2 separate regions of the Homo sapiens genome follow, and region 2 is linked to region 1. Evidence: chromatin loops called from intact Hi-C (ENCODE). Cell type or tissue: B cell. All regions are shown on one strand. Links, peaks and the distances in the headings refer to the core of each region. The heading gives the core; the rest is flanking DNA.

Region 1 (5,396 bases), core at 242-5,241:
GGACTGTAAAGCAAACTTCTTTAAAAAGTGAGAGAGAGTTGGAATCTAGGGCATAAAAAGAGAGTTGAGTTTGCCTTTAGATAGAATCGGGGTTAACTATTCTTTTGTAGCTGGAGGAAAGACTGAGTATGTGGGTCTACAAACAGGTAGTTACATGGCAGTGACAGGAGTATTTGAGATTAAGATTTCAGAAGTGATACAGCTCAACTCTGAGGTTAGGACTTTGGTTGAAGTGAAGTGGACTTGATCATTGGCACTTAGAATGTAAAGAAACTAAGAAGCCAGGAGCATTGTAATAGTATATTCCTGTGTTTGTCCTATCCAGGTAGCATCTTGGACAAAATATTGGGCAGCTTTGTGTGGGACACAGCTTTTTTACTATGCTGCCAAATCTCTAAAGGCTACCGAAAGAAAACATGTAAGTATTTGTTCTCTACATTTTTAGCGTGGTTTCCCAGACTGTTCATGGTTATAAAGAAAGCAGTCCTAATGGGATACAAAGGTTTTTTGGGTTTGCCTTGTTTTTTCCTATCTTCTAGTCCAAAAGTTTTTACATTTATTTCTTTTTTAAATACCATTTTTCCATTGCAAATGTCAAAACTGCACATTACGCTTATCTATTTTGACATCAAAGCTTTCTCAAATCTGGAGTTTCCTGTTCAATATTGTTCAAAACTATTGCCTTGGAGTTTCCTTTCCTAATCAGCAAAATGTGGAAATGTGGGACCAACATCTAAAGTTCTTTCCACCTCAATCTCTGGTTCAGTGATTCTTCCCAACAATGAAGAGGAATGATCAATTACAACAGTTACTGCAATCACTTTCTTGTGCTTCATATTACTTAAAAGAAGCCTCTTTTCACCCTGTAGAATTTTCCTATAAATCTTTTTTGCATGCTGTTTTGTTTTTACATACCAGTGATAGAATCTTTGAAAGGAAGAATGATTTTCTATGTTGCATTAATAAAATCTGAGAGGAATTTTATTTCTAAGTCACATGTTTTGGGGGAGAAAAATTACGTGGTTTATCCTACTGAGGAAAGGTAAGCCAGTGAAGAAAAATTTAAGTCCTTTTTCTACTTAAAACTTAACCAAATGATACTGTATAATTCAGAGTAATTCAGAGAAACTCTTCTTTATTCTCACAGTTTTAGCCCTTTAATCAAACCACAGGTATAGAAAAGAACATTTTTGGTTTAAATGAATGTGGGAAGTACCGTAAGATAGCATTGCCTTTCTTTATCAGCTATACCCACCACCTGCCACCCTCCTGATCATCATGACTCATTGTCTTGCTTTTCTTCATAGTGTTAGCATATATGTTTCCCTAATTAATCCATGGTTTCATTTTTTAACTGTACCTCAGTGGGATCATATATATTCTTAAGCACTAGCTTTTTTGCTCACTATTATTATATAATTGTTAAGATAGCTCTTGCATTGAGATAAAGGACTTGAGTGAAGGATCATGGAGATTTCTTCGGTGAATATTTATTTTTTGTATTCTGGTCAAATTGACAATAATGCCTATATACCCTACAACATTTACATAGATTAGTTTTGCTAGAACAATTTGTAGAGTTAGTACTGCTGTTCTCAAAGTGAGAAAAAGGTTGGATTCATTCAGTTCAATTAAATCCTTAGCTTCATATGGAAAGTAACTTTTCACATAGCCACATTGAGATACTTGCTGGATAGATTTCACTTAGCTGACTATTGTAGAAAAGTCATTATTCAAAATAAAATGGTTTTTTTGTTTTTTGTTTTTTCTTAGTTTCAATTAGAAAAAGTCCAAATTAGAGAAGTTATAACTGAATTTGTCATCTAATGGATATGTTAAATATTGTTTTGTGCTTTGCATTGTTGCTTGTGCATAAAGTTACTAGTATATTATACTTTGGGTTTTTAATTATATGAGGTTTCTGATAGGTAATGTATGCAAAATGTTTGGAAATTAAAGCATAGTGAGTTGTGAGAAAATCTTATTGAGTACCAAGGAAATTGACCGCATTTCTCATCTTTTCTAATTAAATTAAAATATAATTAAAGAATAAATTTGAAGAACAGGATAGAGGGTATAGAGACAGGTCTATATCTATATTTGGTATTAATCTTGAGATAGAAAAGATATGGCACAGAACTAAATGGAAGAAAAAAATTTTAATCGTTTTCAAATAAAGTTAGAATACAAATAAATTGGAGGAAAATATCTGCTATATGTAAGCAACCGAAAAAGGATTAAAATCACCATTTAAACATAGCACCACCTGTATTGTTGTGTTTTGGTTTTGGTTTTGGTTTTGGTTTTGGTTTTGGTTTTTTTTTTTGCCAAAATATTTAACCTGAATCTTATGAGGAAATAATCAAATCCAAATTGTGGGTCATTCTATGAGACAGCTGGCCTAGATTCTTAAAAAGACCAAAATTTGGCAGGTGGAGTAAGGGCAGGGGGACAGGAGGACTGTTCTAGATTAAAGGAGACTTGACAACTAAATGCAATGTATGTCTTTTAGTTGAATCCTGGAGTTATATTGGGGAAAAAATTTAAAAAGCTATAAAGGTTATTATTGGAACAACTTAAGAAAATGTAACATGGACTTTATGTGGTTGTCTCTTCAATTTCTTAGAAATGACAATTACGTTGTGATTGTATAGGAATATATTCTTGTTATTAAAAGATACATGTTGAAATATTTAGGGTTCAATGTTATGATGTCTGCAATTTGCATTTGAATGTTCAGAAAGATCAAACAAACACAAAAATGTAGATTAAGGATATATGGCTAATCATTGTGGCATTCTCAACTTCTGTACAGTTTGAATTTTTTCAAAATAAAAAGCTGGAGGAGAAAAAAAATCATAGATTAAAATATACCTGTTCATGGCAATAAACCCAGAAGTGGGACATATGGAAGTCTGTATACCTTATTTTAGTATTCTATAAAGTATATATTTTTTTGCCTATGAAGAACAGTTTGTGTGGGTAGAGTGATCAACCTCACTTACTATTTAAAAATGCAAATTAAGGGAGACACTTTCCTGCCATTAGACAAAAATTTAAAAGATTGATGACATAGCATTGGTCATGATATGGGGAAACAGACTGTCATCCATGGCTGGTAAAAATTTAAATTGGTATTGTTTTTGTGGTGGCCAGTCCGAGTCAGTATTTAGCTTGGTAATAACCAGAAATTCCTCATCTGAGAATCTGTCCTACTGAAATTTTTGAACAAGTGCACAAAGATTATCTGTAGAAGAATATTTCTATAATATTTATGACAACAGAAATCTGGAAATACCCAAAATACTTATCAATAAGGAAATGGTTACTGATAGATGAAAAACACAAGTCAGAGTGTAAATATATCCCCCATTAATACGTAAAAACCAACAGCAGCAATGACACAAACCTCTGATATAATAAATGCATAGAATAAGGTCTGGAGGTTGTCACCTCAAGTGATGATTATATCTGGGGAATGTGATGGGATTCGCTGGTGGTTAAAGGGCATTTGCACTCTAGTTTCATCCCTGTTTCTGAAGCAGTTTATGTTGCTTGAGTTACTTTTTACTTTTTGAAAAAGGGAATTGAGGTGGAAGTTTTTAGGCTTAAGAAAAGAATATTAGAAGATCATAGTATTCATGTCGAAGTACATTATGAGCTGTCAAATCAGCAGTCCTGTGGTAGGGCCAATTTCATTCTTCACAGTAGTAAAACTTACTGATTTCTTTAGCTTTCATATTTCAATTTCATGTTGTTATGAATGTGCCATGTTCATTCTTTTTCCCATTTCCTTTAATCGTGAAGCATATCATACATACAAAAGAAGATAGGTAGTGTACATGTACATTTTAAAGCATAATAAATAAAATGAACACCTGTATACTCTCCACCCAGTGTGAGGAACAGAATGTTACTAGAACCGTCAAAGCCTTCCCAGAGGCATCCACTTCTTCCCTGTCAACCATATCCACAGCTTCTTGCTGTCCTGAATTTCTTGTTAATTGTCGCCTTGTTTTTCTTTAGTGTTTTACCATGTACACGTCCTTATACAATGCACTGTTTGATTTTTAAACAATACCTGAATGGCTTCACATACAGTCTTAAGCACTAGCTTAAGCCAACCTGTTCTTCTTTTATAACTGCCCTTTCTCAGAATTAAGAAAAGAAGTTGTAGCTAAAATAATAATAAAAGAATGGTTAACTACAAAAGTAATAGACAGGCTAAGAATACCCTTCTTTTTTGAAAAATACAAGTAAGAATATTGTCATTAAGAATTATCTGGTTGCAGGGAGCTGAGATCACACCACTGCACCACAGCCTGGGCAACAGAGTGAGACTGTCTCAAAAAAAAAAAAAAGAACTCTCTGATAGCACTGCTGATTTATTACATCATCAGATTTAAGACAGCATAGCTACTAAAATGCAAATGTCCTTCCTATAAGGAGTAGTACAGTAATTCAGAAAAAAAACAACAGATTAATATATCATATTCACAAACATGCTCTCTGGGAATAGGGAATAGATCAGTTAGGTTTTGATGCAGAGTTGAAGCTGGGAAGGTCTGGAAAGTAGGAGATTATCTGAAGAAGGCATGCCTAGGATGAAATTCAGCAGTAAAAGGCCCCAGGCTGGCTGAGACCAGCATGAAGTCACAAATCTCATCTTTCATTAGGAGAAACTGAAAATACACTCCCTAACACTGAAGTTTTGCTAGAATAAACCATAAATTTTCTGTTTCCGCTAATTATCTTTTTTTCTCTCAGTTCAAATCAACATCCAATAAGAACGTATCTGTGATAGGATGGATGGTGATGATGGCTGATGACCCTGAACATCCTGATCTCTTCCTGCTGACTGACTCTGAGAAAGGTGAATTGTTAGAATAACTGGGGCTTACGATACTGCGTATGTGTTTGTGTATATGTATGTATGTATGTGTGTGTGTATACTTGTCATATATATAATGTTTTATGCATACATGAAGAACTTGATGAGCCAAAACCTAGTTTCACTGGAATACTCAAGAGAGAAAGTATTTGTGTAGTTTTATCTATTGGGAAATACTTCTGTCCCATTATGTATTTTAATAATATTTGTGGAGCTTATTTTCTTTGCTCCATGGGCATATATGCTTGAAAATTAAAAGCCCAGCTAATCCCTAGAGACCTAACTAGGAAAGGAGGGAGGGAATTTGAGAATATATACCCCATTGTTACTTCAAATTTTTAGAGACTTGCCATATAGGCCATACTGCTTCCTTCATCAATACCTTGAAATGGATTGTTATTCTTAAGTTCTGAAAGTGGCAGAGTTTTCCTTTAAATATTTATTCTATCACTTTTAATTAAATTATTCAGAACCAATATTCTGCAGTCTTATCCACACAGATCTA
Region 2 (5,396 bases), core at 135-5,134, 110 kb before region 1:
AAACTTAACTTCAAATAGCCTGATGTTGACCAAAAGCCTTACTGGTAACATAAACAATCAACTAACACATATTTTGTATGTTATATGTATTTTGTACTCGGTTCTTACAATAAACTAGAGAAAAAATGTTACTAAGAAAATCATAAGGAAGAGAAACAATATTTACTATTCATTCAGGGGAAGCGGATCATCATAAAGGTCTTTATCCTCATTAGCCTCACATCGAGTAGACTGAGGAAGAAGGGAGATTTGTTCTGCTATCTCAAGGGTGGTAGAGGTGGAAGAAAATCCGTGTATAAGTAGACCCATGTGTTGTTTACAGGTCAGCTGTATTTGAATCATTTTGATTGATTTGGCTGCATTACTTACTGGAGGAAATAGACTTAGGGAAGTTGAATGATTTACCTATTGCTTTGAAGCTTTTTAATGGGAAGATGGAAATTTGAAACTGGGTTTCACCACTAACTCTAGTAATCTTTTCCCTTATATCTTTATTTTATGACTTAATAATATGACTGCGTTGACATTTTGGAGAGGAGAGAAAGGATCAAGAAACACATCATTTGTTTCTAATGAAAACAAAGGGACTGGCGTTATGCATCTATCCACTATAAGCATGGGGGTGTGTGTGTGTATAGTGTTCCTATCATTTTAACATCCTGAGTATGATAGTATCTCTGTTTTACTGATGAGGAAACAGTGACAATTGTCTTTGGTACACAACTAAGTGGTGGAACTGGGTTTCAGACTCTAAAATCTGATTTTTTTTAACCTCTCATCTAGTATATCAATGTGATTTTGTATTCCAAAACAAAGTCATTGATAATCCTGAAATTCAATACTACAAAATAGATACAATTTTAGTTCTTTCGGGAACAAAATATAGTGTATTCATTGTGCTATATACAAGTCTGTAGTGGCCCTGAACACTGTAATGACTATGAGTTTCCATTTATGTCCTACATGATGTAGGTAGTATTAGTCCTGTGATTTTCAAGTAAGTTACTTCCTGTCTTAGTATCTCAAATTCGATACCTATAAATGAAGGGGTGGGCCGAAATGATCGTCAGTTCCCATCATTTCCACAATTCTGTGTTTTCCTAACTTTTCCCCCATACCTCAGAGGGCTCTCTAAGTAGAACCATTGGATTAGCAATAGAAGAAGAACAATGTATTCTATAAATAAAGCACAAGAAGAAAATGGCTTTTGTATTTAAATGGCAAAAAGAAAAAACCAGAAATACTTATTTCTTCTCCTCCCTGAAAAAAAAAATCAAAAAAATGAAATTCTTTATGCAAATTACGTTTTTGACCTAAAATTCACCTGTCTTCTTCTTAGGTGTATTTTTTCCTTTTGAATGAACTGCAACAGTTGTATTGCTGCTTTATATGAGATCAGTGCTGTCTAGCAGAAATATAGTATAAGCCATTTATATAACTTTGTTTTCTGGTAGCCACATTATAAGGTAAAAAGAAAGATGAAATTGATTTTAATGATTTTATGTAACCTGCTACATACAAAATATTATCGTTTCAACTTGTAATCAGTGTAAAAAATTATTGAGATATCTTACATTCTTTTTTCTCCGCTAAGCCTTCAAATCCAACATATACAACAATTGCAGTACATCTTTATTTGGAGTAGCTATATTTCAAGTGCTTAGTAGCCATTGGTGGCTAGGAGCTTGGATATTGAAGATCCAGATAATACTACTTGAAGACATAGACTTCACATCTATGGGAAATTTTTATTCCCTTGGGGCATCTGATAGTACTTTGTGAAACTTAGAAATAAACCTTAAAATTCCCTTGACCTTTACTCCATTTATCTAATCCCTTTGATTTTTTTAACCTCCTAAGTACCTTATCTATCCAGTCTATCTCTACTCCCAACACCCCAATGTAAAATACTGTCTTCTCTCAAGTGAATTATTGCAGTGACCTCTTACTTCATCTACCTGCATTTACTTTGACCCCTCTAAATGCTTTTTTACCCAGTAGCCATGGTAATCTTTTCAACATCTGTTGGATCTGTTCATGTGATCGCTCTGCTTAAAACACTTCATTGGCTTCCTGTTGCTCTGAGGATAAAGAACCATCTTAATATGGTCTACAGATCTCTTCACAGTTTTACCTTTTTCTACCTTCTGCAACCCCATCTTACATCTTTCCTGTCTTTCTGGTCTAAGATATACTAGCCTTCCTTTAGCCCCTCTCACCACTGAGCCTGTGCACATCCTAATTAACTTCTACTCATCTTTCAGTTCTCAGCTCTAGTTTGACTTTCTCAGGTAAGCTTTTTTTGTCTTTCTACAGGGTCACCTAGCACTCTATACTTTTTCACTGGACTCGTCAATTGCAATTTTACATTTGTGTTGTGATTCAACAAATATTTACTGGATGCCTATTGTATGCCTATTTTATGCAATTTAAAACATCTAGTTTAGTTGCTGAAGGTATAGCAGTAAGCCAACACTAAAATTCCTGCCCTCATGGATCTGATATTTGGGTGAGGTTAGCTATAGAGTGTCATGAAAAACATAAAGCAGAGAGAAGAGAATAGGAAGTGTGAGGGTAGTGGGAGTTGCAACTTTAGATAGGATGATCAGGAAGACCTTACTGAGAAGATGACATCTGCATTAAGGCCTAAAGGAGGTGAGTGAGAGAGCAAGCCATATGAGTGTTTGGGGAAATAGTATTCCAGGCAAAGGGAAAGTCGGGGCAAAGGCCAGTGAGCTACAGTGAGTGAGCAAGGGAGGGAATGTACTAGAAGATGAGAGGTAGGGTGAGGGCTAGATGGTGTGGGGCCATTGTGAAAAAGATGGGAAGCCATTAGAGGGTTGTGAGCAGAGAAGTGACATTTTCCGCGTTAGGTTTTAAGTCGCTCTTTTTTTTCTCTTCTCTTCTTTTCTTTCTTTCTTTTCTTTTCTTTTCTTTTGTTTTCTTTCTTTCTTTCTTTTCTTTTCTTTTCTTTTCTTTTCTTTTCTTTTCTTTCTTTCTTTCCTTTCTTTCTTCTTCTTTTTTCTTTTTTTTTGACAATCTTGCTCTGTCACCCAGGCTGGAATGCAATGCAGTGGTGTGATCTCAACTTACTGCAACCTCCGCCTCCCGGGTTCAAGTGATTATCCTACCTCAGCCTCCCTAGTAGCTAGGCCTCCAGGTGCATGCCACCACGCCTCGCTAATTTTTGTATTTTTAGTACAGACAGGGTTTCACTATGTTGGCCAGGCTTGTCTCAAACTCCTGGCCTCAAGTGATCCACCCGCCTTGGCCTCCCCAAATGCTGGGTTTACAGGCGTGAGCCACTGTGCCCGGCCTTAAGCAGCTCTTTGATACTGCTGACTAGGATATGTGGCAAAGAGCATAGGGGAAGAAGAGGTGGTACCAAGGACTGAATCAAGGAGACCACGTGAGAGATGAAGGTGGCTTAGATCAGGGTGGGAATGGAAGAGATAAATGAGAAGTTGCCAGACATTGTATGTGAAACAAGAGTAGAGGATGACACCAAGGTTTTTGGCCTGAAGCCAGATGCATGTAGTTGATATTCTCTGGGATGAAAAATTATTATTGTTGTCGTATACAACTCCTGGGGCTGCTATTCATATAAAATATAATGCACAATGCACCCTTGTGGAGAAAGGCTAGAGGAACAGATTTTGCAGGAGTTTGGCTTTGGACATACTTATTTTGACATGCCTGTTAGACAGCCAAGGAGAATGTTGAGTTTGGGAATGTATACTGGCATATATTTCCAGTCCAGTCTAGAAATAATAAGTTTAGGAGATGTCAGTGTAGAGGTGGTATTTAAAAGTGTGGGTGAGATTATCAAGAGAGTGAATACAGGTACTTGATTTGCTTGCCTCTCCACCAGATTTTAAGCTACATGAGGGCAGAGACTGACAATTTTTGCTTACCATTTTATCTGACTGGCACATAGTGGAAGCTCAATATTTAGAATGAGAGGTTGAACATAGTATTTAGTAAATGTCTGCCCAATGAGAGAGTGTTTTTAAAAATTGACAACAGTAACTATTGGAAGAAATGATGTAGCACCAAAATACTTTTAGCTTTTTTTTGGAGACAGGGTCTGGCTCTGTTCCCCAGGTTGTAGTGCAGCGGCGCAATGACGGCTCACTGCAGCCAGGACCTCCCAGGCCCAAATGATCCTCCCACCTCAGCCTCCCAAGTAGCTGGGACCATACACATGTGCCACCATGCCTGGCTAATTTTTTATTTTATTTTTTTAGAGACAGGGTCTCGTTGTGCTGTCCAGGCTGGTCTCAAACTCCAAGGCTCGAGTGATCCTTCTGCCTTGGCCTGCCAAAGTGCTGGGTTACAGGTGTGAGCCACTGCGCCCAGCCAATATATTCTTAATGTATTAGTCTCGTGTGAACACTAAGAGTGTATTAAATCTGGCCAGTATAAAAAGGCCTTTGTTATCTGGCAGAAAAATGTTTTTAAAATTTAGTATGATATATTAAAGACATATAACAAAGCATAGTAAATAATAAGATAAATTCCTGTGTATCTAACCAGTACTGAGAAAGGCTTTCTGCATTCTGCCACCAAGGTAATCACCATCCAGTATTGGTCTGTATCATTCCTGTCTATTTAGTTATATTTTTTCTTTATGTATAGGTATCCCTTAACGCATGCTATTGCAGTTTCAAATATTTTATGTAGATGGTGTTCTGTTGTTTCGGTCTTTTTAGCATGCTTTTGATGTTCTTGTCTTCGTAGCATGCTTTTGATGTTCAACATTGTTGACTAGCATCTGTGTTGATATATACACTTTAATGCATTGATCACTGGATTATAGAGCATCTTTAAATTTTTAATCAACTATTGCTAATTTGTTTTCCAAAATGATTGTACAGATATTGTTTATTATGTCAAAACTCTTGCTACTGATAAGTTAAAAATAGATTGTTTAACCTATGATGGCAGCCAGTTTAGTGTATTAATCTTTATTAACATAAAATGATGTCTCTTTATATAGTATACATTAGAATATTACCTTCACTGGAGGATAAAGGAATTCTTATTGTTAAATCAAAATTAAACCTCAGATATTATGAAAAGATATTGGTTATAACTGAGTCTATAACTAGTAAATTAATTTTATGTTTGTGTCCATTATATCAATATTCAGGTCTCTACTTCATATATAATTGTATATTAAAAGTATACATATACTTTATAAAACTGTTTAAAAGATCTTCAGTGTATTTTGTTTTTGTTTGTTTTTTGAGACAGAGTCTCACTGTATTGCCCAGGCTGGATTGCAGTGGCATGATCACGGCCCACTGCATCCTTGATCTCCTGGGCTTAAGTGGTTTTCCCACCTCAGCCTGCCAAGTATCTAAGACTAAAGGCATACACCACCACACCTGCCT

Evidence for each region. Peaks named below come from ENCODE experiments on the same cell type or tissue, not always from the same donor. Only the 100,000 strongest peaks of a DNase experiment are listed, where the experiment ranks them.
Region 2: it touches region 1 in a loop (2.6-fold over the local background); 3 of 110 quality-filtered maps call a loop at or near these places.

The regions. Positions count from the first base shown.
Region 1 is chr1:178,897,339-178,902,734 of GRCh38, forward strand. RALGPS2 (Ral GEF with PH domain and SH3 binding motif 2) reads left to right here. Exons shown (of 20, transcript NM_152663.5): 17 at 326-418; 18 at 4,768-4,873. Among named protein-coding and RNA genes, the nearest start is that of ANGPTL1, 29 kb to the left of the region's middle. In B cell, for the core only: no CTCF peak of the experiment used is centred there; a DNase peak (open chromatin) is centred at 2,343; H3K27ac peaks cover 3,083 bases.
Region 2 is chr1:178,785,890-178,791,285 of GRCh38, forward strand. All of the region lies in intron 4 of RALGPS2 (Ral GEF with PH domain and SH3 binding motif 2), which reads left to right. Among named protein-coding and RNA genes, the nearest start is that of RALGPS2-AS1, 62 kb to the left of the region's middle. In B cell, for the core only: a CTCF peak has its summit at 2,892; no DNase peak of the experiment used is centred there; H3K27ac peaks cover 4,078 bases.